Linked DNA regions of Homo sapiens: all the other regions are linked to region 4. Evidence: chromatin loops called from intact Hi-C (ENCODE). Cell type or tissue: dorsolateral prefrontal cortex. All regions are shown on one strand. Links, peaks and the distances in the headings refer to the core of each region. The heading gives the core; the rest is flanking DNA.

Evidence for each region. Hi-C counts contacts between places; a loop is a spot of excess contacts. Peaks named below come from ENCODE experiments on the same cell type or tissue, not always from the same donor. Only the 100,000 strongest peaks of a DNase experiment are listed, where the experiment ranks them.
Region 1: a loop joins it to region 4, with 4 times the contacts of the local background. A loop is called at or near these places in 3 of 110 quality-filtered maps.
Region 2: a loop joins it to region 4, with 5 times the contacts of the local background. A loop is called at or near these places in 4 of 110 quality-filtered maps.
Region 3: a loop joins it to region 4, with 9 times the contacts of the local background. A loop is called at or near these places in 8 of 110 quality-filtered maps.

What each region holds. Positions count from the first base shown.
Region 1 is chr9:8,173,114-8,180,785 of GRCh38, forward strand. No RefSeq gene overlaps it. Among named protein-coding and RNA genes, the nearest start is that of DMAC1, 380 kb to the left of the region's middle. In dorsolateral prefrontal cortex, for the core only: no CTCF peak of the experiment used is centred there; no DNase peak of the experiment used is centred there; H3K4me3 peaks cover 293 bases; H3K27ac peaks cover 1,522 bases.
Region 2 is chr9:7,906,633-7,914,304 of GRCh38, forward strand. No RefSeq gene overlaps it. Among named protein-coding and RNA genes, the nearest start is that of DMAC1, 110 kb to the left of the region's middle. In dorsolateral prefrontal cortex, for the core only: no CTCF peak of the experiment used is centred there; DNase peaks (open chromatin) are centred at 1,223 and 4,037; H3K27ac peaks cover 4,555 bases.
Region 3 is chr9:7,840,197-7,847,868 of GRCh38, forward strand. No RefSeq gene overlaps it. Among named protein-coding and RNA genes, the nearest start is that of DMAC1, 44 kb to the left of the region's middle. In dorsolateral prefrontal cortex, for the core only: a CTCF peak has its summit at 4,276; no DNase peak of the experiment used is centred there.
Region 4 is chr9:7,976,486-7,984,157 of GRCh38, forward strand. No RefSeq gene overlaps it. Among named protein-coding and RNA genes, the nearest start is that of DMAC1, 180 kb to the left of the region's middle. RefSeq lists an enhancer at 266-375. In dorsolateral prefrontal cortex, for the core only: a CTCF peak has its summit at 4,626; no DNase peak of the experiment used is centred there; H3K4me3 peaks cover 295 bases; H3K27ac peaks cover 2,748 bases.

The DNA.
Region 1 (7,672 bases), core at 1,420-6,419, 200 kb after region 4:
AACCGTGGGGTTCTGGCAGGACCTGGAAGTTATCATTCATATTTCAGTTCAGATTTCCCAGACTCAGTTTGAAAAATGGCATGTGTCCCATGTATGAATCCCTGGATCCTTCATTTTGGCTTTCTGAATATGAATCAAAGCTGTTGAAGTTAAGTGCCTTGTTTCCCTCTTCTGAGTCTTCCAAGGGTAGAGACATAGTGTCAGTATTCCAATGCCTCTAACAGTACCATGGAAGATAACAGACAACTGGTCAAAGGATATAAGACTGGAAAAGACTGTAGAGGAGGACATCCAGATCAAAGAACTAAAAGTACATGGATCTACAGTTAGACTGCTTGGGTTTGAATCTTAGGTTTTTCAGTTACCAGCTGTTTGACCTGAGACAAATTCCTTTATCTCCGGGTGCCTCAGTCTAATCTATAAAATGTTGATAATAGTAGTACCTACTCCATAGGACTGTTGTGATAATTCAATGCGGAAATCTATGTAAAGCACTTAGAATAGTGCCAGACCCATACTATGTCCTGAATAAATATTAGCTATTATTACTTTTATCATTCATTTTATGAAAGCAGGTACTGAAGCCCAGGGTTAGTAACCCAGGTTCAACCATTTTTCTATTAAACCAGACTTAAAATAAATGTATTGTCCATGCATTTTATAGACATTCTCAGCTTAGCCTGGGAGAAAATCATTCTACTATGGTTTGGCAAAGTTTTGCTTTTGATATTTTAAACCCGATATCTTCAAATTGAGCTCTTCTCTGAATCTTTAAACCCTTGTGTATTACAGAGGAAATTGAATCAATAAATTTCTGATTCACTTACCCTTAACTCATCAAACCTTCATTAGAGTTATTTGACGTCTGGGGAAGCCCTACGTGTTTGTGTGTGTGGAGGTGTGCATATCTTCTCCTTCTAAACCAATAAATCTTTTCTAGCCAGCCATAAATAGCAATCAAGTGTCCAAAAGACAGAAGAAACAACTCAAAACTCAGTATGGTTGAAAATCAAGGGAGCCTGTTTTGGGCAATCCACAGCGTTGGTCTGACTTAACAACCTTTGATTTTAATCAATAAGCATTTCCATCCCAGGATGCATGCACTTTTTCCCAAACAGTATTTATTGAGGTCTACTATGTATCAGGCACCACTCCATCAAAAAGAGAAGCATAAGCAGCTTTTTTCTGTTTTAAACTGGTTGTCTGTGGACATCATTTGAGTTGACACTGAGGTTCTTCTGGCTGGGAAATGAGCACTTGCATAGGGCATTAGAGATAGAGGAGTTTTTCCACAACCTGGTTTTGATTCCATGGTCTTTCACTGCAGTTCCTCCAGCTAATTTTTTTTTTTTTTTGCTAGTTTTGATCCTACCAATCATACATCAGTTTGGATTCCATCTTTTAGTCATCCACTAGATTTTCCATTTGGGTTTGACCCGCTTTATACCACTGGTTCTGATACCACTGGTACTCGCTTTATACCCCTGGTTCTAAACTGGTACTACTCAGGGATTTTACTTCTCAGTTCTCAAGTTCTAACACAGACTACTGCCAGCAGAGATACTCCTAGACAGAGTACCCAGACTCTGCAACAGAGGCTAGAAAGAAATAACAGCAAGCATTTTAGGCAGAGAAGCAAGAGAGAAATGAAATGGAAAGACCATCTGGTATCCCAGAGGACAATGAGCACAGGAGAACTGGTGGTTAGTGCTTCGCTTGAGTCTGAAGTGCCTGCAATTCCAAGAATATCATCAAAATTAGAGATAAATTGTTTTTCTGAGGCTGTGAGGGGACTAGTTTACCCCCAGAGTGATGTAGCCCAAGAAATAGCAATGTCTTTCATAGATATGCACCTGGGATTCTTTTATATTCATTTGAAACTTTATTTAGCTTTCTTAAGTCTCAGTTTCTTCAACTGTGAAATTAGGATCTAACTCATAGGACTTTTGTGAGAATTAAATGATTTTTGCATGTAATTCATTTAGAACTTATTAAATATTCAATTAATGTTAGCTACTAATATTATAGTTTATTTGCCTTAGAGTAATAAGATGCCTAAATGAATCCCAAACAATAAAGAAGACTCTGGGCAGGGGGGAATGCAGTCAAAAGAGTTGTCTACTGTATGTGTACAGAGAGGCATTTGTTCCTTGTGTCTTTATTTATTAAGTTGTGGAGATAGATAGACACGGCCATAGTTGACTTTTAAGCAGGGGAAAACATAAACAAACATATACATAAATAAATTAAATAAATTAAAATGCTGGACCAAACCAGGGAGCCTGATTAGTAGCAGCATCCACGCTGATGTCAGCCTTTCAACCTGCATGCTGCTAGAAACGCATCTCTGCTCGCAGTGAATTAGAACATCAAGAAACAGGAAGAACTCAAACAGGCAGTGCCTGGTGGAACTGTGCTGAAAACCTAACATAAATAAATAAGAACATCTCCCTTTAAAGACTTTGAAATAAGTAGCACAATGTGCCAAGAAAGATAGAAATTCAGTCTCTGCTCACTCTGGATGCAAATATCATCACACTGTGGCAATAAGGGCTCCTCTTTAATTTGGGAGGGGGACAGGGACTGTCATCTGGGGTTTTAGATTCTTAGGCAACTTATTTATTTTGAAAGGGTGAAAATTCTCATCAACATTTTGGTAGTATATTGGAGATAACAGACCTGCCACTGACTAAATGAATTATGGATTTTAAATAACTAGAACTCTGTTATAGGGTTGCAGCAGAGATCAAAAAAAAAGAAGAAGAAGAAGAAAAGAAAAAAGAAAAATCAAGTTGCAATTTTGGTGCAGGACATGGTGGGAGAAACACAGGCATTTGGCCTTTTTTACTGTGAAAATTTTTGGGTTCTTCTGCAAGAACATTTATTTTGTTTCTGAATATGCTGATGTATACATCATATATACATACATATTTATATTTACCCAATATATATGTGTGAATATTTACAAATAACACATGCAAAAAATTTGTTATTTATCAAAGTAATAAGACATTCATTATTAAAAGTGCAAAAAAGTGGAATAAAAATCAAATTGGAAAGAGTAGAAGCAAAAACCTTTTTTAGTCAGCATTCAGCATCAGATGATCAAAGTTCTCTAGCTAGTTTAAGCAGGAATCCATTCAACATAAGGAATTAGGTGTTCACAGAAACCTTGGAGAGCTTAAAGGAATAGGCTTAAGGCTGAATTTCCAGAATCAGCTTCCGGAATAATACTATGGAACTGGCCAACAGAATAGCAAATATCTCTGTCACCATTAAGAATCTAAAAGCTGATCCAGAAGCCAAAGAGTGAAATCCCCCACCATCTCTTGCCTCTGGGACCAGTCCACCTCTGCTATAATCTGCTACAATAAATCTCCCACAAATGCCTGAATTCTGCCTTGCGGGTCAACTCCTGGGCTATCCTGTATCCTGCTTCCTTAGAAAACCAAACATCTCCATGGCTGTACTTGCTACAGAAAGGGCAGAAGCAACAGAAGATCAGCCTTATAAGAATCGTTTTCTGACTAATAAATCTCAGCCATGTGTTTCTGATTAGCCGGTCTTGAGCCAGACAGATCCAGACCTTCACGTGCAAGGGAGTCTGGGAAATCCTCTAGACTAGCCACACAAGAAGCCACATTGGAAAAATTTTGGAACAGACATGGAGAGAAGCAATCCACTGGAAGTGCCACAGTACCATTCCAGGCAGAGAAAACAGTAAGAACAAAGACAGAAAGTCAGGAAGTTACATACCATGTTCAGTAACAAAAGAACTTCTTGGCTGGCTTGAATATCAAGTGGTTATTGGGGAACTATGGGATAAGTTACTATGTAGAGGTTTGATGAGATTATGAGAACAACTTTATGACCTACTAAGGACTTTAGATTTTATCTAGAAGGCTGACAGCTACCAAACTTCAAACATCTATATACCACTGACACAAATTTTGTCACCATTATAAACTATTATTTACGTACTTGATATTTTTTCTTAGAGTACTTTTAATTGGACTGTTTATACTTGAGCAATAACATATTGCTCATTCTCAGCAATATGTCTGTGAAATCAAAGATTTGATGTGCTAGCTATATTTTTTCCTAATATAAATTATATGCAAAACTTTTTAAATTAAAAAAAGTACACATCACCAAAATCATATTCTGCGTCACCAAAAGTTATTAGTATCATAGTTTGGGAAACACAGTTTTAAACAATGAGAACCACCAAAAGCATTATGAGCATGGATGTGGGCAAACCAGATATGTAGTTTAGAAAAATAACGGACAACGAATAGGTTGAATGAGAAACTTTACAGGCATGAGTCTAGGTAAAAGTGGAATATTGTTTGAACTGGGGCAATGTCCACAAAAATGAAATGGAAAGAACAGCTGAGATTTTAGAGCTAGTGTTCAAGGGACTTGGTGACTGACAAATCTAGAAATTCAGAATTAGGAGGAGTTTATACTGACTATAAAGTGTTAGCTTAGCTGACTGCTGACTGATGGATGCTGTTTTAGTAAGCAGAGATAGTGAACATGAAACTGTTTGATTTTTAGAATATGTATATGAGAGCTCCAGTTGGACATGTTGAGTTTTGAAGTACATTTGAGATATCAACTAGAAACAAGTTTCTTCATAGTTATAAACGTGTGTCTGGAATTCAGAAAAGCAGTCTCGGGTGGAGTTAAGTTTGTGGAGTCACTGGCCTATTTGTAGTTGATTAGTTAGAGTCATGAAGGTAGACATAGGCCTTAAGGAGAGATAAGCATAAGCATGTGGGGTTTAGGTATAGGGTAGAAGAAGAAGAATCAGCAAAAGAGACTAAAGAAGGACTTGAAGAGCAGTCCTTGTAAGCCATTGAAGAATGGGATTTCAAAGAGAGGAAACCACTGACAAAGTTAATTGTCAAAAAGGCGAGACTGAAACTAGACCACTGGATTTAGCCATTAGAATATTAGTGCTCTGTAATTAAGCAGTTTGCACAGAGTTGTCCAGAGCAGTTGTATTGCACTGAACTGAATAGCAATTGGGATGTAAACAAATGGAGACGGTGGTTCTCAACCAGGAATGGTTTTGCCCTCCGGGGAACATTTGGCAATATCTAGAGGCATTTTGGATTGTCACAACTGGGGAAGTGCTACTAACATCTAGTAGGCAGAGACTACACATGCTGCTAAACATTATACAAGACATAAGACAGCTCCCACAGCAGAACATTATCTGGCCCAAAATGTCAATAGTGCCAAGACTGAGAAATCCTACTTTAGATAAAGACAAAATCTAGCTATGAAGAGGAGAAAAGAAAGAGGATGGTGGCTTGCTATGGAGGAAAAATCTCATGGTTTTACAAAGAGGACATTTGAGCATAAGAAAAAGAGGAAGGATAAGGTAGGGAAAAAGAAAAAATAAATAAAGGATAGTTCGCCGAGTAATGTTTCATGGAGACTAAAGAGAATATTATATTCCAGAGCATAATTGAGGGATAAAACTTGGACAGCAAAAAGGATTTCCACCGCTCTCCTACCTCTTCTAAAATAGAAAGGAGGACAAACAACAAGGAAAACTATGGCTATGGATAAAAGGCATATAAAGGAGTATTAGGGGGGGTTTATGCCTGGGAAGTAAGAGGCTAATTCATCATGCAGAAGGGTGAAAATACAGAAAATGATCAATAAAACAGACCTTATGGAGGGTAGTAAAATTTAAGCAGTAAAAGGTTGGGATTGGAAAAGAGAAGTATGTAAATAATTGTTAAACATCACTAAAGAACAGGTTAAATATCAAAATTACAAATTTTGGGGGAAAATTGACTTAAATGGTAATATGATTTTATCAGGTAACACTCAGCAACCCAAGAACAGTATCAGAGAAAACAGACATTTATGATTGCCAGAATAAGGGAGTGCTTACCAGAAGATTCTGGTAAGCACATGGATTAAAATATGTTTGGAATAGTTGTCCTTGCCATAAGTCATATCTTAAAAGTAGTTATGTACTCCCAAATATCTAGACTCTTAAAAAGACTGTTGATTAATTTAAAATAACGCTGTAGGATCAGTAATAATATCTCTTGCTAATTACTTTTTATCAAGATGCTTCTATCCTTTTTTTCTTTTTGTATCTGCATAGATGCTAAATAAACCAGAGATAATTGAATGACGAAGCTGATGATCTAAACTGAATTTAGAGTTAGAAGGTCCTTTCACTCATTACTCACCTTTGGTTCTGCATTTGTTTTATTGTATTTTAGTTTTGCAAAGTCAGAGCCTCAGATTTTCTTTTTATTTCTATTCCCTCCAATGTGTTATAATTCCGTGTGCCTGATTTGCTCATTTCATTCCCAGTGCTTTGTTTGTTCTTTGTCCAGAGTCCCTAGGCTGTTTTTGGCTCTGGGATTTACACTGCACAACCTATTAATGATATCAGATCATTGTGTGGTGAGTGCTACATCCCTAAGATATTTACAAAAACAGCGAGCAAATTCTCTGTTGTAATTAGGTCAAATAATTCTAGAAAATGTCTTTTGTTGACTGATTGTATAGACTCATCATAGCCTTTATGTGCTATTTTTTTCTGGCACAAAGATAATTACTTCTATTACCATCCTCAAATAACAATGCTTTTCTTCTCCAGTCTTTGTCTGGAGCTGTCCATTAGCTCACTGACACCAGAGTTTCTAAAACGTTGTTTTTGTCCATTATTTATTTATCCCAGAAATTGCAGCTGAGTTGCAGGCATCTGGTTTTCAGCACAGGTCAGCTATTTTCTAATCCAGATCCCTTATCTTTTCAGTTAAGCATTTTGGAGGTTTGGATACATTCTAGATTGTGTGCAGAGGAGCCAATTTGCAGGCAGAAGTCCAGAAATTGGTTGGGACATCATCTTTTTTTTTTTAATTGCTGATTTATGTTGATTTAGTTACTCAATAATCTACTCCTCTTCAGTTTTCTCAAACTACAACTAGGTAGCCGCTAGTTTTATTCAAATGTTTACCCACCATATTATTACAGACCAAAGATTAGCAAATATACCCTTTGAATTTTCTTAAACCAAGGACCAGTTATTTCTACAAGCTCAATTATAGGAGAGTTATATAACAATTCCAATTCTAAAGTTCAATCAAGTAAGTCCCTTGGTCTATATAGCCAGTGTAGTCAATAATCAATGAATTTTAGCTACCATGTAGATAGACTTCCTCTAATCAGGGTTATGAAATTATTCAAGAGCTGTTGTACACAAACTAAAATGTGCATTTCCTAGTGAACTGATCTAGGATTACATTTATTCTTTGAAGTCACAGAAAATTTGACATTTAGCTGGTCTTAAAATATCTTTTGAGGTTTACTTGTCTCGGTGTCCATTTGCTCTTGTTTATCTACCGAATAAATCCTCACTCATACCTATGATAACAGTATCAATAATTATTCTTGGATATCTACCCTGTTCTACTCACCGTAAGATTTTCACATCACTCCGCTCCAGAATTTAGTCCTAATACATTTAAGTCAATCCTAACATTGCTACCACTCGCTGCAAGGTGACTGGAATGAGCAGTTAATCTAACCAGGGCAATAAAGTGCAAAGAGATATTTGCTTGGTTCTTTTGGGAAGGCTTTTTCTGCTTTATTTTTTGGTATTTAATAATAAAGAAGCTTTATCTCTGTTGTA
Region 2 (7,672 bases), core at 1,077-6,076, 71 kb before region 4:
TGACCTTGTGATCAGCCCGCCTCGGCCTCCCAAAGTGCTGGGATTACAGGCGTGAGCCACCACACCCAGTCACACAGGCCTATTTCTAAATAAGGTCGTATTCATGGGTACTGGGGATTAGGACTTCCACATTGCTCTCTGAGGGACACAATTCAACTCTTAACAAACCTGAACCACTGCAGTCTTACAGTTTTTCCGCATACCATTCCTTGGTTATAGTTGTTTTCCCCCAAATTCCATCTTCATCCTTCCTCTCCCAAAGCTCTAATTTGCAAAGGCATCTGAGCCATCCCCAGCAAACCCAGTTTTCTCACTGACACACTGTCATTACTTCACCTCTCTCCTCAGTAGCTTAGTCATCTCTGGAAAAAGACTTTAAAAATGAGTTCTCTCTCTTTGCCCTGAAACCAAGTTCATTTTGCTCTCAAAACTCCAGGCTAAACAGGACCTTTGAGATAAATTTTGCATTAGTTTATTTCTACAAATGAATATTCCATAACACACTATTTAATGTCACTGGGCAGCCTCTTACTCATGCAGTTGCCAACAAATTCCCACCAAGTTGATGTCAGAATGTGAAATTAGTGACTAATAAAATGAAACAGACAAAAGGAGAATGCTGAGTTATAGAAGGGATAAGCAGGATATATGAATATCATTAGCTGTTCCTTAAAAAACATTTATGTGATTACATGAATGTGAAAATGCAATGCAGTATTTTAGAATTTCACCAGTCAATGGAATGCTCTGAAACAGATGGACTGTGTGACTGATGATTCAATAATTGCACTCATTAAAAATGTTCACGCTTTTAATTTCTCCACAGCCTTCATTCCCCCAACCCATTCTGTGAAGAGCTGAGGAATGAAATGGTTTTGCCATTGTCAGCAGATAGATAATAATTGAATTTGCTTTGATTTCCTGGGGTGCCCCTGTCCCACCTCTGTGTTCCTGACTGACAGCTCATAAGTCCAGTAAAATATTGCAACCAACCCTAGCTGTCTCAAAGGCAAGAGATATCAGGCGATCATCTTCCGACTGCCTTTGTTATCTCACACAATATCCTACCTCACACATAGATAGAGTGTGGGTTTGTGTCTCCCCATGTTTCTACACCACAAATCTCAGGCATGGAAAATTGAACTGACAGCTTTGAATTCAAGTTCCCTACTTACAGCCAAGAATAAATCAGAGTGTGAATGGGAGGTAGGCGGTGGGTGGGAGGAGTCAACAGCTGCAGCAGTGATGTCAAGATGGGTAACAGAACTCAAATTGAATACCTATGGTTATTGCCATGTGCCTGTAGAAACCACAACATCTGTAGAGCAATACAATGGTTTAGAAAAGGCTTAACACTGCCTGAAGTAGCTCAGTAAGAATAAAACTTTTTTTCTCATTGTATTCATTTATTTGTTGCATTCATTCATTCATTAGTCAAAAAGAGCATTGTCCATTAGCAAGAGATTCTGGTCTGACTCATACCACTAACCAGCTGCATATCCTTTACTTTGCTGGCTTCGTTATGCTCAGGCCCCAGCTCTAAAGCTCTAAAGCTCTATGATTATATAAAATATTGGCTGCTTACTCATTGGAAGGTGCAGGTGGCAAAGAAACACTGGCTACCGTACTAGTCCTTCTTCAGAAGCCCACATTCTCACTGGGGAGATATGGCATAGTTGCATACACAGTAGAATAACATCCTAGAAGCCAGCTGAACTCCCTTACCCAAAGGTGTGACAGTGAATGTGTTGATTTCAGGGAAAAGAGATAAAGACCTTGGGGTCAGGGAGGTTTTAGAGTAATGGTCTTTGAAGCAGGGATAGCATTTTGAGAGATAGGGAAGAGGAAAGGGGGCATACTTGGGACAATAATTTGAATAAATGTTCAGGATTTGGGATGAGTCAGATATCTTAGGCTAGATTAATGAGTGGGCAGGTTGACTGTTGCAAAAGTTTCGTGGGGCTAATAGGGCTTGCTATAGAGAAATACCAAGCCCCCAATATAAGGGAGAACTCTAAGCCTCTTCCCCAACTTCCTTAAAATCTCTATTCAGGATTGAAAGGGATTGAGTTCACATAAAGAAAAGTCTTAAATGCCACATAAAAGATTAGAGTCTGTAAGCAAAAGGGTGTCATTGAAAGCTTGTCAGAGGAGAGTAACATATGATTAGGGGAAGCATGGGAAGTTTCAGGACAGAGTAGCCTGGAGGATGGATCACAGGAGGTTGGACTAAAGACAGAGCGCTTACCTCGGGAAGTCAGTATTATTCTAAGTGAAGTAACTCAGGAATGGAAAACCAAACATTGTATGTTCTCACTCATAAGTAGAAGCTAAACTATGAGGATGCAAAAGCATAATAATGATACAATGGACTTTGGGGACTCTTGGGGAAAGGGTGGGAAGGGGGTGACGGATAAAAGACTACAAATTGGGCTCAGTGTATACTGCTTGAATGATGAGTGCGCCAAAATCTCACAAATCACCACTAAAGAACTTACTCATGTAACCAAGAACCACCTGTTCCCCATAAACCTGTGGAAATAATTTTTTTTAAAAAGAATAGAATCCATAGCCAAATAAATTTACACATGAATAGAATAGAGGTTTTGGGATGATCCTTAGTTTAAAAAAAAAAAGGTCAGGTATGATAAGGACTTAAAAAAGAGCAGGGCAGAGGAGAAAGAAATGAATTTGATTCTCCAACAACGTTCTCCTATTTGCAACCTTTGCTTTCCCTTTTATATCAAGATTCAAATTTGTCATTGTGTGCTCAGTGTCAGTTTTCCTTTCTAGACTATCAACTCCCAGAAGGGCACTATTATGTCTGTGTTTTTGGAGATTTTTATCTCCAGTGCCCAGCATGGTGTTTGGCCCAGAAGAAATATTCAAAACATTTGGGGAATAAAGAAATGCAGGTAGAAATGAGCAACAAAATCCCATGAGGCAAAGAATTTTTAACTTGGTAAATGGGAACATGATGACAGGAACAGAAAGAGGTAGAAATAGCAATGTTGGAAGAAAAACGATGCTGGAGTTGAATTTGAAGTGATGTCAGGATATCCATGTGGAAATGTTCAGAAGGTCAGTGGAAATATTGGATTGTTTGCTGAAAAACTGCCAGTGTGTCCTCCTTTAATACAGAAAAATTGAGCCGGTTGGCTGAAGTCCTTTGATTTCCAAATTCCATTCAGCAGAGAATACATCTGAGGTCATGGACGTCAGTGTTTTTAATGTACAATAACGAAGAGTCACAGTTACCTTTTTTTCTCCCGATCCTATGTCAGAAATTTAATACCTACTTTCATGCCATTTTTACTTTTAATAGAGACTTTTTGGTAAATTAAGATTTTGGCTTTTTCTTTTTAATATATGAAGCTATATCTGGAAAGTCCATTGTAGCAGAAAGTGAAAGAAAATGTATTAAGTTAGAGAATACTTTGTATTTACTAGATATATTAACATCTCCCTTTTTTCGGGGTAGTTTTGTGTCTACCTTTGGATTCCACAAAGAAGATTAATGGTGAGAGAACTGGTATATTTTTTAGATATAGTTTAGTAAACTTTGATGTCACATTGACCTAAACTTGAATTCTGGGTTTCACTACTTCCTACCAAGTTACTTAACCATCCTGGACCTTAGTTTTCTCATCTGTAAACTGGAGTTTCTATTGCCTACCTAACAGATTTTGTGAATTGTAAATACACATTGCTTTGGGTTGGGAGTAGTAGCCCCACACAAACACTTGTCCACATGTCAGAACCTGGAAATGTGACCTTATTTGGAAAATAAGGTCTTGCAGATGGAAGAATCTCAAAATGAGATTATCCTGATCTATCTGGGTGGGCCATACATCCAGTGACAAGTGTTCTTGTTGACACATGGACACAGAGAGTAGAGGAGAAGGTCATGTGAAGACAGAGGCAGAGATTGGAGAGATTAGGGAGACTGGATTGATGCAGCTGCAGGAAATGCTGACAACCACATGAAGCTGGAAGAAACAAGGAAGGCTTTTCCTCTAGAGCCTCCAGAGGAAGTGCCGTGCTGCCAACACTTTGATTTCGGACTCTGCTCTCCAGATCTGTGAGAGAATAAATGTCTGTTGTTTTAAGCCTCTGGTTTGTGGCATTCCCTAGGAAATAAATACACACACTTAACTAGTCACTCAGTAAATTCCGGTACTAGCCTCTCATTCTTATTTAAACCACCACATTCCAAGCCCTCTTGTATGAAAATAAAATAAAATGATGGTTAGAAGTATTCCAGTAGAGTAGAGGAAGAGGCCACATAAGAATGTTTGTGCGTGATACCGGTAACATGAGAAAGTACTTGTGAGACATACGGGGTGCACAAAGAAGAGAGCAATACCAGAGAAAAGAAGATAATGAAAGGGTAAAGCAGAAATCAGAGTATGAAAGAAGGAAAAGCAATGTCACCTCCACCCCAACCCCTGTCCTCCCTGTCTCTTAGGGTCCTTCCTTGGTTGTCACTCAATGGAAACTGGAAGGAAATGAGAGAAGTATTAAGGAAAGGAGAACCACAGATATTTCAAACTTGCCCTCATAACATGTCAGAGCTGCTATGCCATTAATCTTCTCAGGGTGGAGAAACTGAGATATGGGGCCATTGTCAAGGACACTTTCATTAGGACCAAGGTCTGTTGGCTTCTAACCTTCAATTCTCAAGATTGTGCAGTTTCTGCTGAAGATCCAATATCTATCACTCATTCTTTCCTCTTTTGCTCAGCTGTCAAATGGAAACTTAACAGAAGGATTAGGTATAATATAAGATACTGCAATAATCACAGCAGTTGCAATCCCTGCCACAATACAACATTGTTTTTAGTACTTTAGTGATTTGTCGTTTCCAAAGAGCATTTATTTAGCAGTAATTTTCTATGTATTAGTGGCCCACATGAAAAAATAAAAATAAAACAAACAGGTATAAGACACTTTAAAATATTATTATAAATATTAATATGCTATGGGGGCATGGTGAGAATGGAAAGAATAAGCTCTTCCTGCAGTCCAAACAAATGTATTAATAGAACTCAAATAATGGAGTCTATCAAATACCAAGTGATTGGAGATATTTCTATAATTTCTCCAGAAAACAGTATCTTCTCAGGTCCTTGACAATCACAGACTCTGTCAGTGTCTTGTCCCCCCAGTTTGAGAAGTGGTTCAAATGGGTCAGGACATTTCCGTAGAGTCCCAAGAGAAAGGGAATAGTCTCTTGCCAGGTGGTCAATAGTCATCCTGATAAGGTGATACGAAAAGCTGCTACATATGTAACGTTGAGTCTTGTTGTTTTGTTTTGTTTGTTTGCTGTTGTAGTCACACTTGGTGACCCAAAAAGTATCTTCTTCCCCCTACACCTCTTGTCCACTGCAGGGAAAAAAAAGAGACTAGCATTGTGTTTCTGAAGATACTGTAAAGTGTTTAAGCAGAAAACAGCCAGACCTCAGAAGCCTTTAGTGTAGATTTTGTGTCCAGCCTGCTTTTGAATGGACTCATGGATTTCTGCAGTGGCCATGGTAGCCTTGGGCCCAGGACTCTCTCCAATGTCTTGGGACATGTAAGCCCCTGGGGCTTTTCTACAGTCTTAACTCAGAGGGAGAAATGTTTTAAAAAAAAGACTCTTCTGACCTATCTTGGCAAATGGGAAGCTGAGAACAATCAAGAACTGTGAAATATCCCATGTTGTTGTGAAACAAAATTCTTAGTTTTAATATTGGCCTCAAAGGCAGAAGTAAATGAACATTTGTCTAGTGTTACAGACTGCTATTTAGTTATACCAGATTCTGTTTGTGAGAATTTTTCAAATAAATTGACTCATTGTTCCCCAGTGGAATAGATCTCCTGTACAGCAGTCTTCCCATCCCACAATATTACAAGGAAGGTTCTGCAAGCACCACCCTCTTCCTGACATTCTGGTGATGAGAGTTAATGACCGCTTATGTGGGACACATGAAATAACAGAGGTTAAAAGTTATCAAAGCGTGCCATGCATCTGAACAGATTATGGGAGCTTTGGCAGAGGATGACAGCCCTGATACTCTCCCAGTCACTAGACAAGTGAGCTGAGTCCCTGTGTCAGGATGGGAAAGGCAGATGCCCCCAAGGGTGTGACAGATCAAAGTGGGCCAAGTCACCCTGCGCTTGTTAAAGTGTTTTTCCTAAAAGGAAAACTTTAAAACATTAAAAAAAAAAACAAGAAAGAAAAGGAAAAGAAAAGATAGCGTATATTTCCATGAAAGAGAGAAAGAGCCGAGTGACCTATTTTACCACTAATGTTTCTCCCATGCAAGAGTCCCTATGCTTCCTTTGAAGAACCATGGAGGGTTTGTAGGAGCCCATGTCCCCCCAGACATTGTGGGAAAAGTTCTGTGCATTTTTTTCATAACAGTATTTATAAACTTATTACCACAAAGAGTTGAAGAAGCACTTGGATGGAAGGGATTCATTATCTCTCCTCTCTGAGCTGCATTTATTAACACTGGGCCCAAGAGGGATAACTTAGTTCTGTGGCTCAATGTAGAAGTGAAAATGAAATCAGGAATCTCTAGACCAGTAGTCTCAAACCTATTTGGCACCAGGGACCAGTTTCATGGAAGACAATTTTTCTATGGACATTGTGGGTGGGTGGTGGGAGGGGGATCGTTTTAGGATAAAACTGTCCCACCTCAGATCATCAGGCATTACATTCTCATAAGGAGCATACAAGCTTAGATCCCTCGCATGTGCAGTTCACAATAGGGTTCACACTCCTATGAGAATCTACTGCCACAGCTGATCTCACAGGAGGCAGAGCTCAGTCAGTAGTACTCCTTTACCCGCCACTCACCTTCTGCTGTGTGGCCCGGTTCCTAACAGACCACGGGCGCCTGTCAGTCCATGGCCCAGGGATTTGAGACCCCTGCTCTAGACTACCTGTTGAAGTTTACTTTTTGTGTCCTGTGACTCTGTGCTTTCTGGGAGCCATGCATTATGAAAAGTACCTCATGGTGAAAATTGACTCACTGCAAAAAGTCACCTCATTGGATATTCATTACAAGCCTGTGAGAAAACTGTTTTTACTCCACAGAAAAATAAACTCAGAACAGAGAGGTTTGGTAACTTACCAGAGGCCACAGAGTCAGGAATGAGCAAGCCCAAAATCCAACCCCAGGTTTGTGAATTCCAAAGCCTGGACTAGTTCTACCAATCCACTCTTCTCAGAGCGCTCATGTGATAGCTTCACAGGTGTCTCCCATTCCTGCTCAAGTGGATTCAGATTCCCCCAATGGAGGGTTTTATAAGTATATATTAGATATTTCTATACTTTTAGTATTCCCTGGTGATTTAGAATCCAGAAAGGAAACATAAATGTATCTGATTAGAAGCAGTGGGTGACTGTGACTATTCTAACACGTGGTCTTATTCACTTCAGCTTAGCTTCAAAGAGGGTATAACTGTGTCTACAGGGTGCAGGTTCTGGTGACAGATTCAGGTGCCTGAGTGTCAGCTCTAGCTCAGTCACTATCTAGCACTGATGCTTTGGGCATGTCACCTTTCCTGTATCTGTGTCATTATCTGCCAAATGGGGGCAATGACCCACTTCCCAGGGCTACAGTGAAAATCAGATAATGTAATTAAGAAATACTCCGGCTATAACACTGAAGGTGACATTGAT
Region 3 (7,672 bases), core at 1,809-6,808, 140 kb before region 4:
AGTGATGGATTTCAGAGCACAGCAGTTGAGGCCTAGATCAATCATGCTCCTCACGGTCAGAGATGTGACAGACACATTTTCATGACCATGACAAATGCCTAGGGCGGTGTCTAGAGTTAGCAGGGCTTTGATAAAGGCTAATGCCATTTCCACCTAACCTATTCTTTTGAAAGCAAAACAAACATCCTCAAAAACCTTGCGCACTCCTTCTATTCTTTGTTCTAATTATGAGTGTAACCTGGGTCTTTCAGCAGTCACATGTTCTAAATATTACAGACCAATAAAGCAAAATAAACCCTATAGCCCAGCAAGGAGCAAGCTATTCAGCTCATCATTTTTTGCAAATGCCACTCAGATGTTGCCTTTAATGCATAACTGCCAAGCATACTGATTTTGTCAATATTACACTTGGACTAAAATCAGCATAGGTTAGCTCAAAGCATAAGCCACTCCAGCTCTCTCTTATTGTAATGGAGTGTAATTTCTACACACCTTAACCCCAATTTATCTTTCACTGCCTCTGAAGTATAGCGGTTCATCAAGTCCAGTAACTTTTAGGGCTAGGAAATAGAGTTACAAATTCTTGGAATTGCATATTCAATAAGATCCAGCCAGGCCATTTTCTATCATTCTTCCTTTCTTCTGGCAGAAGAGTTGAGGATTAGTAGTAGCCAGGTGAATCGTAGATATTTGAATTTTTAAAAATTTAATTCAAATAAAATTTCTGAGGTTACCTAAAGTACTATTGGAAGAAGAAAAATATGAATTACTATTACTGGAAAGAACATTGTAGACAGCATGGTGTTTTTTTGTTTTTTTGTTTTTTTTGAGATGGTTTCACTCTTGTTGCCCAGACTGGAGTTCAATGGTGCAATCCCAGCTCACTGCAACCTCCACCTCCCGGCTTCAAGCAATTCTCCTGCCTCAGCTTCCTGAGTAGCTGGGATTACAGGCATGCACCACCACACCCACCTAATTTTGTATTTTTAGTAGAGATGGGCTTTCTCCATGTTGGTCAGGGTGGTCTTGAACTCCCAACCTCAGGTGATCCGCCCACCTCAGCTTCCCAAAGTGCTGGGATTACAGATATCAGCCACCGCGCCTGGCCTTGTAGACAGCATGTTCTAACTCATTGACTATTGGGAAAAATGATGTACAAGTAAGACTCTGATATTATATTATTCTTTATATACATTCATCAAGGATACCAGTTACTACTGTATTAAAAATGTTAAAAGCCTGACAACTTAGGAGTAATGTTTTTCTCAGTTGAGTGCATGTAATTCCTGAGATAACATAATACCAATTAGGCATGATCTAACTGTATTAATATCTGAGGGAGGAGTCTCTCCAGTTCCTCACTCTGCAACATTAAGGGGCTTTCCCACAACATACCATGTATTTTGGGTTTTTAATTCTCTCTGCTCTATGGTTTTGAAACCCCTATTCAAAACCTCTGTATGGTTGTTTTAGGTTGGGCATGGGGCAATCCAATAACCTTCCTTGGTTTTCTTTACAACCTTCTTACTCATTTTTTTTAGGTTTCGAAAAGACTCGTTCAGTTTTACTTTGTCATTACTCACATGCTCCATCCTGTTATAAATGGCCCAGCTGTGATTATGGCAAATGCTGAGAGCTCCAGCATGTGAGCTGGAGTAAGCTACCATTTGGCCTAAAATAAGGAGAGCAACATCTGAATGCAGCCCTAGAGGAGAGGGGCCTGAGCATCCTAGATCAGCATGCTGCCTGGTGTTAATAATTGTATTCCAAAGGACAGAGACTAAAGCTGGATTCCAACATGAGACAGTCCTTGGCTGAAAAGAGCCAGAGAAGCAAGCCAAATCTGAGCCCATCAGCTTCTGGCAAGCCAGTAAGCAATATCAAACCACAGGTCCTGTTGCAAAATGTAATCGAGATTTTAGAGCCAAGAGTTCACAGTAGAGTAGAGACAGGGTTTGAGAGGCAGCAGGTGAGATATAAGCAAGGAAGATCTAGGGGGCTTGCCATGAGTGACTTAGGGTATCTCCAGCTTGTCACTATTCATTGATTAGTGTGTGACACTTGAGTATTTGGGTTCCCTTAAAGGGTCAGAGCCAGTTTGTTGCATAGCACAGGCAACATGCTATCCTCATCTTATGGTAAACCTTTAAGTCTAAATGGTGTGGGGATAAATTCAAGTTCTATACAAACTTGTTAATTCCAAGATATTTGATCTGAGGGATATGGCTCATGATGCATTTTTTAAATTTCTGGGAAGATATGGTTTTTATTTTTAGTTGAAAGTCTTGTCCATCAAGGAGAGTAATGCAACATTACTGGAGAGATTTCCAGAAGCCAAACCTATTCTGAAGCTGGCAGGGGGTTACCTTTGATGCTCTCTAGGTAGTGTAGTAGAGTGGTTTAAAGCATGAATTCTGGAACTAGTATGCCCAACTTTGAATCTCAATTTTGCCCGCTACTAACTGTGTGTAAATTTAAATAAGTTTTCTAACCTCTTCATGCCCCAATTTTCACATCAGAAAAGTGAGAATAATAATTGTACCTATGTCGTGGTGTTACTATGAGAATATAATGAATGAACACAAGTAAAGTTCTTAGAACAGAGCCTAGCACATAGTAAGTATCTCTTAAGTGTTGGCTATTACTATTATTCACTTGTAGGCACTTGGGCATTTTAAGTGAAACCTAGGCTTTTGGTTTTCAAACATTTTAAAAACAGCAAACTCTTTTTTAAAATTCAAACTTTCATGGGAAATTCAACATGTGAAATAAACAAACATGGTTCTTCTCCACTTGATACAGGAGATGGGGATACCCCAAACCCTGCCCACTCATCCCTCTGTAAAACTTCACAGAATTCAAAGGCCATGAAGAGCGCAGCTTGAAAATTATAAATAAGAATTGTTCAGACCCTCCTTGCTAGTGGGAAATGTGCTGTCATCTATTGGACTATTATTAGCTCTAGAAATGGAAGCTACAATGCCTGGGTTAGTCTTAGACTCTTGGTGATGGACCTAGGACAGAATGGAACTCAAGTGACATGTGGCTATACTCAACTCATATTGTAGTTGTGTACCACAAATAACCACCCACTACATAATTCCTTTCAAAATATGGCAAAGTACTTTTGCCAAAAGTTAGTATAGGAGGGAGGATTGACCTTGATTTTCAGGAGAGTACAGACACACACACGCACACACACACACTGTGGCTTATTGATGAGATTGGCATGTGAACAGCATATCCATGCTGAGAACATGGGTAAGATATTTCCCCATGAACACATACATCTCTAATGCATACCCCCAAAATACAGTTCATATTTTACAAGATTTGTGCTTTGCCAATGAAATATCAAGGTGTCAATGTTAGATTTCTCTATTTATTCGTAAAGTAGTAATAAATACCCTGTTGGGCACTGAGAATACAAAGATGATGAGAATCGTTTGCTCTCAAAGAATTCATTCTCATAGGAAGAGACACATAAATATAATACATATTTACAATTTGATGTAGTAAATGATAAAGAAGCTATAGAACACAGAAAAAGGATAAACCATGGGAAGAAGTAGGGAAATCTTCATGGAGGAGAAGTCATGGATGGTGGGAGCAAGAAACTGAGTAGAATTTTGCCAGGTGAAGAAAACAAAAGCTGGGAGATACTTCACTGATAGAATAGCACATACTATCCCATATGTGTGCAAAACATATGGCATACATGGGAAACTGTGAATTGTTTGGAGGTCAGGGTCCTTGGGATTGTAAGAGTTAAGGCTGTAGATGGAAACTAATGGGGTTCACCAAATAATTTGACTTTATTTTGAACGGCAGGGAAATACTGAAGGAATTTAAACCAATTAATGATGTGATTAGACCCAGAAGTGGTAGAAAGAAATAATGGATGTGCAGCAGTAAGGGGCTTGGAGATCTGTTGAGAAGCTCTTGGAATGTAGTAAAGGGGATGTGTCAGACAAGACAGAACAGAGGTTGCTAAGCCAGATAGTATCCAGTGTTGCATTTTGCATTGCTTGTACAGTGTTAGCTCATACAATGTTCTTAAAAATTCAAATTGTTGCCATATGATCAGATTTTTCATAAAAATCTGGATTTCCATAATTTTTTGCAAAATTAGAAGATGGCATGCAAACAGTTGGCTGGCGTTAGTAACAGTTGTTCCCCATAGATGTAGTGTGCATTTTCCTGGTTACTACAGTCCCCAGCTCTCCCTCTTGTGTCTGTAACACTGGAGCAAAGTGTCAGTAGTCATATACCATTGCACATTTATGTCAGCAGAGGGCATCTTCACAAACGGAGTCTCTCCTGAACCTATAATCAGTTGCTGTCCTTACTGGAATTCACTTTCTAATGAATTGGGGGAGATGGTTCTCCCTACTGAAAACTATAGCATTTCCTTGGGATCTCTTGATTTTCAATGCATCCGTGAGTTTTGCTTCCTTAAGTATGGCTTAACTCTGATGTTGAAGTCGTTTGTGTTGGATGTAAGGGACCTTCTTGTAAAAAGGTATTGCATTTCCCATTGCGTAGCAAATTAAGCAATAGATGAGTGCTTATAGCAGGCCAGCTGCAGATCTACGCACCATGGGGGATACCAGAGATATGAGACGAATTACCATCTGTATTAGTCCAGTTTGCCCTGCCATAAAGGAGTACCTGAGATTCAATAATTTATTTTAAAAAGAGGTTTATTTAGCTCACAGTTCTGTAGGCTGTACAAGAAGCATGGTGCCAGCATCTGGAAGTTTTCAATCATAGTGGAAGGCGAAGGGGGAGCCAGCATGTCACATGGCAAGACAGCAAGTAAGAGAGAGAAGAGGTGGGAGGGAGGTCCCAGGCTCTTTTTAACAACCAGATCTCCTATAATGTAATAGAGCCAGAACTCACTCATTACTGCAGGGAGGGCACCAAACCATTCATGAGGGATCTACCCCCATGACCCAAACACCTTCCCCTAGGCCCCACCTCCAACAATGAGGATCACATTTCAACATGAGATTTGGAGGGGACAAATATCTGAACTATATCACCATCCCTCACAGAAATTCACAATCTAATTAGAAGGCATTTCCATTCTACTAGCTGAAGCTACCTCTTACTTGTCAGTCTTGCACCTCCGCACTCTTGATAAATGCTTTCTAATCAGCAGAGTACCATCTAGTTCACTGAAGCAACTATGCCCAATGGCACCCTGAGACCTAAAAAAGTTTCTATAGCTCTGAAAGGGGTGGAAGCTGCAAGTGGAGAGCAGCAACTGAACTGGATCAGTGTAATCTATTCACACTTGGACTACTCTGTTTTTTGCAGCATACCAGGGTGTTTGTTGTAAATGGGATGGAGGGGGTATTCCTTTGAGCCTGTGGGAAGTTTGAGCAGCAAGCAACCAGTCACATATCCCTGTGAGCAAGATCAGAATTGCTAAGTTTAAAAAAAAATTATCTGTCTTCTAAATTATGGTTTTAGAAGATGATACAACAAGTTGTTAGTGTCTTGTTTTTCCTAATGTTCTACAAATTTATACATCTTCTGAGAATACAAATACTCTCACCAGAAATAAGAATAAATTATGGCAATAAATCTATTATATAGTGACCTAATAAGAAAAGTGATAACCTCTTAAAATGTCACACAGAGGCATTTAATTTGCATTTCAAAGGCAGTTACTGTGAGTAATTATAACTTAATTAAATATTGATTATTCTAAGAGCTCTGTTGTGATTTAGGATTTATGCAGAGTAGAGTAAATCTGGGTGGTTTGAAATAAACTCAAAATGACATTAGTAACTACTGTGTAATTACATTTTATGGTTATTAAATGTGACTAAACAGGCTAAATATTTATGACGAACAAGTCAAATATTACGATAAGATATCAACATTGGTTTTTCGGTACCTACTCTTATTATATGTCTATTTTGCCAAGTAGCTACTAAATGTTTAAACTTTCCTAAATTTTGCATTTTTTTTTTAACTATCAGCTTACTCTCAGTTCTTTCCGTGAATGTTGAAATATTTAGAAGAGAAATTTAATGTATTTTTGGGTACTGTATTAGTCAGGGTTCTCCAGAGAGACAGGACTAACAGGATAGATGTATATATGAAGGGGAGTTTATTAAGGAGTATTGATTCACACGATCACAAGGTGAATTCCCACAATAGGCTGTCTGCAAGCTGAGGAGCAAGGAAGCCAGTTCGAGTCCCCAAACCTCAAAACCTCGAAAGTAGAGAAGCCTATAGTGCAGCCTTTAGTCTGTGGCCAAAGGCCCGAGAGCCCCTGACTGGTGTAAGTTGTTAAAGCAAACTAACTATGGCCTGAGAAGGACTCTGTACTTCTATATCTGAGGCCTTGTGGATGAACTGTAACCTAGCTTAAGAGTCAGATAAAATTGAAAACCTAACTCAATAGTATGCACCTGTAACAATAGCTGAGTGTTGGCCAATCCCAGCAGCCATACTTCAACCACTCATAGACTGCTGAGTGTTCAAAATACATTCAAATAAGGCAAACGACGAGCTGTAACCAATTTCACTGTTTCTCTACCTCACTTTTGATCCCTGTATGTCACTTTACCTCCTTTTTGTCTATAAATTTGTCCTGACCACGAGGCACTCCTGGAGTCTCTGTGAATTTGCTCTGATTCTGAGGGCTTCCCGAATCACGAATTGTTCGTTGCTCAATTAAACTCCTTTAAATTTAATTCAGCTGAAGTTTTTCTTTTATCAGATGGTGTCAGAAGCGAGATCCGAAGTGGAGCTTCCAGCGTCACCCAGGAGCACTGAGTGAACACGCAACGTACCTGCAGGACTCACTTATGTCCATTGATCTCTCAGAGCAGCTGGGACTTGTGGGTAAGCTCCCCCTTGGATTTTGGAGCTCCATGGATTTGTGTTTTGAGCTCCCCAAGTTTCTTTGAGCAAATTTCTGATCCAAACTGGGTTTGGAGTCACGATAGAAACTGCACTGGGTCTGGGAAGGGATTTGATCCAGGAATTAACTGGCTCGGATCCAGTTAGAGGCCTCTTACATCTGACTGGGCCAGAAAGGAACTGGTGGAAAGCAGTAATATTGCAGGGGTTATAAAATGCACAGGGATTTTTGTGTTCTACCCTTTTGTTTCATTTTTCTTGCCCGCTTAGGTAGGAAAAAAATCATTGGCTAAGTTAATCAAGAGAACCTGAGAGTAAAGCCAATATTTTAGGTAAAAAATGGGATCCTTAATTTCTAGAAAACTGAGCTCCTTCTGGCTTATACTTTAGGCCTGGGAGGCAGCGAAGTCTTACAGAATCTTATAAAATCTTACTAAAGATAACTTACAGTGGAATGTTCTGAATGAACAACAATGCATTGAAGTACATTTAAAAATGAGGGCTCTCAGTAAAGTCCCTTTCAGCTAAGAACAGGTTTGGCCCTACAGGATGTCAACTGCTTATTCTCTTTGGAATAATCTGCCTTGCGCCCTTTGCTAACCGCTATGGGTGATAGGATTAGGCGTGTATAGGATCACGGGACATGGGGAGCTTTTTCCTCCCTAAAATGGAAATGAGAGCTGATGAGACTGCTGGAAAAGATCCCTTTGCTACCGAGAAGCAGCCGCTTGAACTTTTCAGTGTCGCTGCAATGGGTGAGTCTTTCTGTGGCCTCCCTGGTCATTTCGCC
Region 4 (7,672 bases), core at 1,841-6,840:
CATGAGCTCACAGGCAGGAAGTGGTGAAACTATCATTAAACTACGGTTGGCCTTGTTCTTTTGTGGTTTCATTTCACTAAGCCTCTGACACCCTGACCTCAACTTCCTTCTGTAGATATGTCACCTGGCCTCCTTCAGTCTAAGACACTACACACTGGCCACACACTTTGTCATCCTCATAGACTGACAACCTGCTCTCACATACCCTGCTTTCTTACTGTGTAGGCTCTCTTTTCTTGCTCAGAATGTCCTTCCCCACTTCTTCATGTGCCAACTCCTAGTCATCCTACAAGAACCACATTCACTTTAAGTTTCTTTTGAAGCCTTTTCAGTGTCCCATACCCTGATCCCATTACCTCTTCTATGTATGCAGGGCTTGCTTCATGCTTGTGTAACCCAAGGGCCCTGCATTTGATTTAACACATTTTAAAATTCTTAACAATTTATGAAAAAGGAAACCCATATGTTCATTCTGCCCTGGACCCTGCAAATTATGCAGCCAATCCTGTGTGTGTTTTTTCATGTTGCGTAGACTCTATTACAGTCAGTAACATATTGAGAAAGAGTGTGTGTCTCCTCTGATAGTCTATGAGCTCCTTGAAGCAAGAGGCTTGTCTTAGTCATTGCTGTATCCTCACACCAGACTCTACGGGATGCTCAGGATTCACCTGTTGATCTGTGAGGAAGCCCAAGGCTCAGTTAATGCCCCCCACCCTCCTTCCATAACAGTCTCCTGATTAGGAAACAGTGCTTGACCTCTAGACAATCTGAGTATCCACTCCAGGAAGTGGAACATTGCCTTCCCAATGTTGAAACTGTTAGCACTCAATCATGTTTCAGGAACATATAGAAGGTATGTGCCTATTCTGCTTCAATTGCTTTCCAAAATAAGTATACGAAAGTGGATAGAAAATATTTTAGTTTGATGAAGTAAGAATGTTATGAGGCAAAAGGAACTGACTTATCCCACTGGGTGGGGATTAGGTCTGGAATAAGATTGCACCATGACTAAAATGACTTCTTTAGCCAATGACATTCCTGAAGATTGGATCAGAGTAAAGTTAAACTAACCTACTCAAGGAAGACTTTCCTAAATCAGCCCCTTTGCTGTATAATTTAGTATGGAGAGCTGATTGTGGGTTTTTCTTGTTTCATTGTTTAATACATAGAGGTTTCACATTTCATTTTGAAACAGAAAGAGGGACTGGAAGAGATAAGTTAGTATGAGTGAGGAAAAGATTAGAAGGTAGAGATAGGATCGCAATGCTGTTATCACCTTTGCTTTATTGATAATCTCAGGAAGGACTAGACTGCTAAGAAAGAGGAGCCCAGATTGGAATAAAAGAGACGATGCCAGGATCAGCCTGTGAGAGGATGTCTCACTTAGTACACCTCAAGGATCATGTCAGCTGAGCATCTATACCCCGCGTGATGAATATTGCATACAGACTCTGCCTTCAAGTCATCCCCCATTCGACAAGCATTTATTTAAGGTTCTTACATTCCAGGACTTGTACTAGATGCTAGAAACAAACAGATAAGGAAAACGTAGGAAAATGCTTCTCTCAGGAAGCAATATTGTATATGAGTGGTGAAGAGCTTCAAATCTGGGGCCAAACTGCTGGGTTTGAAATTTGGCTTGGCCACCTACTGGCTGTGAAATCTTGGGCAACTTTCTTAATCACTCTGTGCCTCAGTTTCTTCATCTGTAAAATGAAATAGCCATAGTACTTATTACAAATAGGTAATAATTAGTGAGAATTAATTTGAGTCAATACATAAAAATGACTCAGAATAAAAGACCAGCTAAGAATATATACACACATACTTAGCTACTTATAATCTAGTAGGAAAGATGGGTATGTTATCAGAGGACTTACCATGCAAGACATTTGAAGACAAATCCCTGAAGTCTAGAGTGACACATCACCAATGGCTGATTGAATGCCACTGAGGTCATCAGCAATGGTAATGGAACACCTAAATATGACACCAAATGGACACCATAATAGCCTTAATCTCTGGAAGCTTTCAAATCACACTATATGGTTCTGGAGGCACTTAGACTGTCCACCTTCCATGGATGATTCTGGTTAGAAAGGAGGCAATGGGCAATGGCAAGGAGTGAGGGGAGAGATAGGGAAGTTTGCCTATGGCTCCTCACTACAGGGCCACATGGGAGAAGGCACAGCTAGGACCTCTTCCATTATGTGTATATATGGAAGTAGGGAAGGACTTCCCTTAATCTCTTATCTCTTTGTTACTTTGTGACAGTGCTTCTTTTTTTTTCTCTTTTTCCTTCTTTTTTTTTGAGACTGAGTCCCCCTCTGTTGCCCAGGCAGGAGTGCAGTGGCGTGATCTTGGCTCACTGCAACCTGCCTCCCTGGTTCAAGTGATTCTCTTGCCTTAGCCTCCTGAGTAGCTGGGATTACAGGCACAGGCCACTACGTCCAGCTAATTTCTGTATTTTTAGTAGAGATGGGGTGTCACCATGTTGGCCAGGCTGTTCTCGAACTCCTGACCTCAGGTGATCCTCCTGCCTCAGCCTCCCAAATTGCCAGGATCACATGCATAAGCCACTATGCCAGGCAAATGGTGTTTCTATCTCAATAAATATCAACAACAGACACCGAAAGTCTAAAACAGAAAAAGGTGGAAATTACTTTTCTTTTTTTTTTTTTTTTTGAGATGGAGTCTCACACTGTCGCCCAGGCTAGAGTGCAATGGCGTGATCTCGGCTCACTGCAACCTCGGTTTCCTGGGTTCAAGTGATTCTCCTGCCTCAGCCTCCCAAGTAGCTGGGATTACAGGTGTCTGCCACCATGCCCAGCTAATTTTTTTTGTATTTTTTTAGTAGAGATGGGGTTTCACTATGTTGGCCAGGCTGGTCTCAAACTCCTGACCTCATGATCCTCCTGCCTCGGCCTCCCAAAGTGCTGGGGTTACAGGTGTGAGCCACTGTGGCCAGCCGGAAATTACTTTTAATAAACTTCTCCAGTGGCTCCCTAATGTCAAGCAGCATATGTAATTACATTGGGACAAGCACTGCGTCCTGGAACTAGCCTGAATAGCCACACTGCTATGGCAAGAGGTCATCCTGGTTGGTCAGGCTTCTTCCAAAACATGAGAAATATTGACAGCGGACAGAGTGCCATTGTCTGGCTGTGAAAATGTTTCTGTTGTTTATGAGTTAATCTGAACTGTTCACGAATGAAAATGCCGTTAGTCCTCTGAGTCTGGTTTTTCTTTCTCACCCCTTCACTTTGGAAGACAGCCTGCTTTCCAATGAAATTCACATCCTAGATAAGACCGTTGCTGCACAGGCAAGATAGCAGACATCAAGGCTTACGGGCAATGGAAGTTATGACCAAATCAAAACCACTGCTCTGTGTCCTGTCCAACAGAGATAGGACATTTATATTCATATTTGGCTAAGTTTCTCAATCAGTGATTGATGAACTAAAGCTCATCTTCATAGTAAGGTGATGTAATTTTCCTCTTTGGATGATATTTGCATTGTAAATCTGTTAGAAGGCAGGAATGGCACAGTCTCACTGTGTAATAATATCTCAAAGCAGAGCTATAGTCAGAGGGAATTTTTTTTAATAGAATCTGAGAAATAGTGCATTTCATATAAAATTTTGAAACAGATTGGGTGGGAGAATGCCAGATAACTAGTTATTGCAGGAGTGGGGGGTGATGAACTGTGGAAACGGATTTAGGCTCTTTCAAATCCCCAAGGTTCCCTATGCCAACGTGTGGCTATAATGTGGAAAATACAGCAACAGGGAACCCTGAACACTCAGATCCTAAATGCCTTGCAAATAATCAGATGTGCTTTTTCTAGAAAGCCTCATGATTTTCTTAGCTTAGCTATGAAAATGGATTTCATTTTACTTTTTTCTAAACAAGTCTTTCCACTGAATGGCAACTTTAGTACTCAAAGGCTTCTGTCTTGGCCTCTTCATTGTAATTTTAAATCAGTTTTAACGGGTCAGAATTCTAAGCCGAGAGTCATTATTTGGGAAAAATTTTCTCAAAAATTTTTAGCAAGAAATGGACACATTTTTACTTAATTCTGAAAAACATCTTTTTCTATTTGCCTTGATTAAATTTCTTTTGAGTCTTAAAAATAACATTTACACTGTTGGGCTTGCAAACATTCTGCAGATTTTCTTTGTAACATTTATACATATTACTCCACTGTTTGTTCAGCCACAGAAGTGGCCTTTCTTTGGGCTTTCTCCCCACTTTAGTTTTAGCCAAAAATGAAGTGCTAATCCCACGTGGTGGGCAGACATGTGGCCTGCTCCTCCTAAAAACCTCAGCCACCAGCCAGTGTGATCAGAGGGCTTTAAAATGTCTCTTCAGGCCCAGGTGACAGACTGGGAAGTGGATTGTGAAAAACCAGGAATATCAAACTCTGTTTTTCTCTCCATGTTGGAAAGCATTTGTCCTCTGAGCAGAGGTGAGGAAGGGCCATTTTCTCAGGTCCCTACTAGCAGCATGCCACATTCTGCCTTCATCTTGATGAACATCTGTCTGCCCCTACCTGAAAGTGATTTATTGAAAAAGCCTCAGTGTGTGTGCTTCCAGGAAAATGCAGCTGCTCTACTCCCACACTGCCTTGGTGAAGAGCACCCTCTGCATGGAGCTCACATTATTAATCATTAGAGAAATGCAAATCAAAACAGCAGTGAGATACTATCTCACACCAGCCAGAATGGCTGTTATTAAAAAGTCAGAAAATAACAGATGCTGGCGAGGTTGTGGGGAAAAAGGGGAATGTTTAGATGCTGCTGTTGGGAATGTAAATTAGGTTAGCCATTGGGGAAAGTAGTTTGGTGTTTTCACGAAGAACTTAAAACAGAGCTACCATTTGACTCAGCAACCCCATTACTGGGTATCTACTCAAAGGAATATACACTCTCCTCCTATAAAGATACATGCATGTATATGTTCATCACAGCATTAATAGCAAAGACCTGGGTTCTCAAATTTAAGGGAGAAAGTCCACATAATTGAATGATGCTCCAGTCCTGTGGAAATAGCCTGAGACCACCCAAATGATAGCAAGCAAAGGCTATTTATTTAGAGCTTGCTACAGCATGCTGTCAGCTGCCAGCATTTGTGTTTGACAAAAGATTGACAGGCAGGCAGGGGAGTGGGAAAGCTGTATAGTAAAGGGAAGGCCCCAGGTGCACTCTGATTGGAGTTTGTTAACATGTGAAGCCAAGACACTAACTAGAATAAGGACATCTCATGTGATTGATTAGGGAGCGTACCGGACTTCCTCTGATTGGGCCTGAGTTGGAAGGAGGGAGTTGGAGACAGAGAGATAGAAACTGTCAGTTATTGACCAAGTCTTGACCTTTCTGGACCAGTTGCTGTGGAGGGTGTGGGTTTAGCTTGCTGGGCTTCTTATGTGGATTGGAGTTTATTGTCATATATGGCCTGGCATTGTCCATCTGAGTATTCAGTCTCTCAATTGGTATGAAGGAAATACTGACATGTCATTAAGTGTAGAGCTGTGCTGTTCAGTGCAGCAGCCACCTTGCGTGGCTATTGAGCAACTGAAATGTAGCTGATCAGAAATGAAATGTGCTGTGACCGGGCGCGGTGGCTCAAGCCTGTAATCCCAGCACTTTGGGAGGCCGAGGTGGGCGGATCACGAGGTCAGGAGATCGAGACCATCCTGGCTAACATGGTGAAACCCCATCTGTACTAAAAATACAAAAAAAAAGAAAACCAAAAATTAGCCAGGTGTGGTGGTGGGCGCCTGTAGTCCCAGCTACTCAGGAGGCTGAGGCAGGAGAATGGCGTGATTCCCGGATGTGGAGCTTGCAGTGAGCAGAGATGGCACCACTGCACTCCAGCCTGGGGTGACAGAGCGAGACTCTGTATCAAAAAAAAAAGAATTGAGATATGCTGTAAGTGCACAATATGCATGCATTTCAAAGCTTCTATATAAAAAAGAAAAAAATATCATGAATAGTGTTTTAATATTTAGTACATGTTAAAATGATAATTTGGAGTCTATATTAGATTAAATAAAAATATTAAAATCAATTTCACTTCTTTCCTTTTACTTTTTTTAATGTGGCCAGGAGAAAATTTTAAATTTTATTCGTGGGTCACATTTCTGGCTTGCATTCTATACTGATCGGATAGTGCTGGAAAAGAGGATTGATACATTAAACAAGGGCTGTGGGTGGTGTTTCTCCTGGGAAATCCTTTACAAATCTTCACATAGTATAAATACATTTTCTGTGTAAGAGCAGAGCAACTTATAATGAGAAGGTACTTTTGGGGACCCAAAACCTGAGGATAAAGGAATTACCTGTTCAAAATACTATTGTTTAAAAACTTTATAGGTTTGACTCAACATTATCTTTGGGAAAAGCCCGTATTTGGTTTAGGAAATCTTTTTAGTGTACCTTGTGTTATACGAATAATCAAATAATAGAAGAGAGGGCTTGAATGGAGGAATCTCTTACCCTACCTGGTATTGGAAACTGAAAGTTTGCTTTTCTGAATTGATGAGATTATTGTGGTGTTGCGATTGTTCTCTTTTCTCGAGAAAGGAGCTAGGGGACAAAAACAGGAAGAGGAGGCTGAGACGCAGGGGAAGAGGTTCTGAGGACAAGGGTGGCCCAGCAGCACAGCATGGCAGTCAGATGGGAGCTGAGGAGGGAGCTAGCTCTAGGGGACCCCTTACAGTGGGACTTGAAGAGAAGTGCCAATTAATAACCAATGCTAAGCTCTTCTCCCTTTCTGCCTAATAATTCATTTTTTATATTTTCAAATCTGTAGCAAAGTCAGGCATTGGGATTGGGCTTGGCACTTCCTTGGGGAAAGAAAGAAGAACTGCATCCGCATTTTAAAGGATTGCAGCACATTCATTAAATCCTCCACTTTCTTCCAGCTCCTTTGTAATGCTATTTGTTTCAACACAAGTGTTTAAAATAAGACACACAATTTTAATACCTTTAGACTACCCACTATTGTCTTCCCTGAATCTTTTTCTATTGGCTCAAGAATGCAAAACTGTAGCAAGTCTCAAAGGGTTCATACTGTTGAAAGGTTCGCTGTAGATTAAAAATAGCACCGTAGTTTATCTTCGGCTGCTGGGGTATTGGTTTACTTTTCTCACAGAAACAGGCTTTAATTACGGAGCAAAGAATAAACTGGACTTGATTGCTCCCCGGAAAGACTGACATTTCAGTCTCTCCCACAAAATACTTATTGATGTTGATGTAAGAGGAAGAGAAGAGTCAGAATACAAAAGAGCTTTGTGTTGCCTGCAGTTGGGAGGCATCCTTTGTCTTCCCAACTTAGCAGTTTTGATATGGAAGTCAACACAAGATAAAAAATATAAAGCACAACATTGTCATTTTCACAATCTTTCTTTGTGACTGTACTTCAGAAAACACCCACAGTAAGACAATTGATGTTTTTGAGCTGCTGGAGAAAAAAGGAAAGCAAAGAAAACAGTCAACAAAACTGACCACATTTCAAATTCATACTTAGGAAAATATATTATTTACAATAATTATAGCTGCATTTTCCACAGATGTTGAAACACAGATGATGATTTAACATTCAAATGGGAGAGAAAAACCCTCATTCAAAATAATTGGTGACATGTAAACCCCTCTTCGAATGCAGTTTG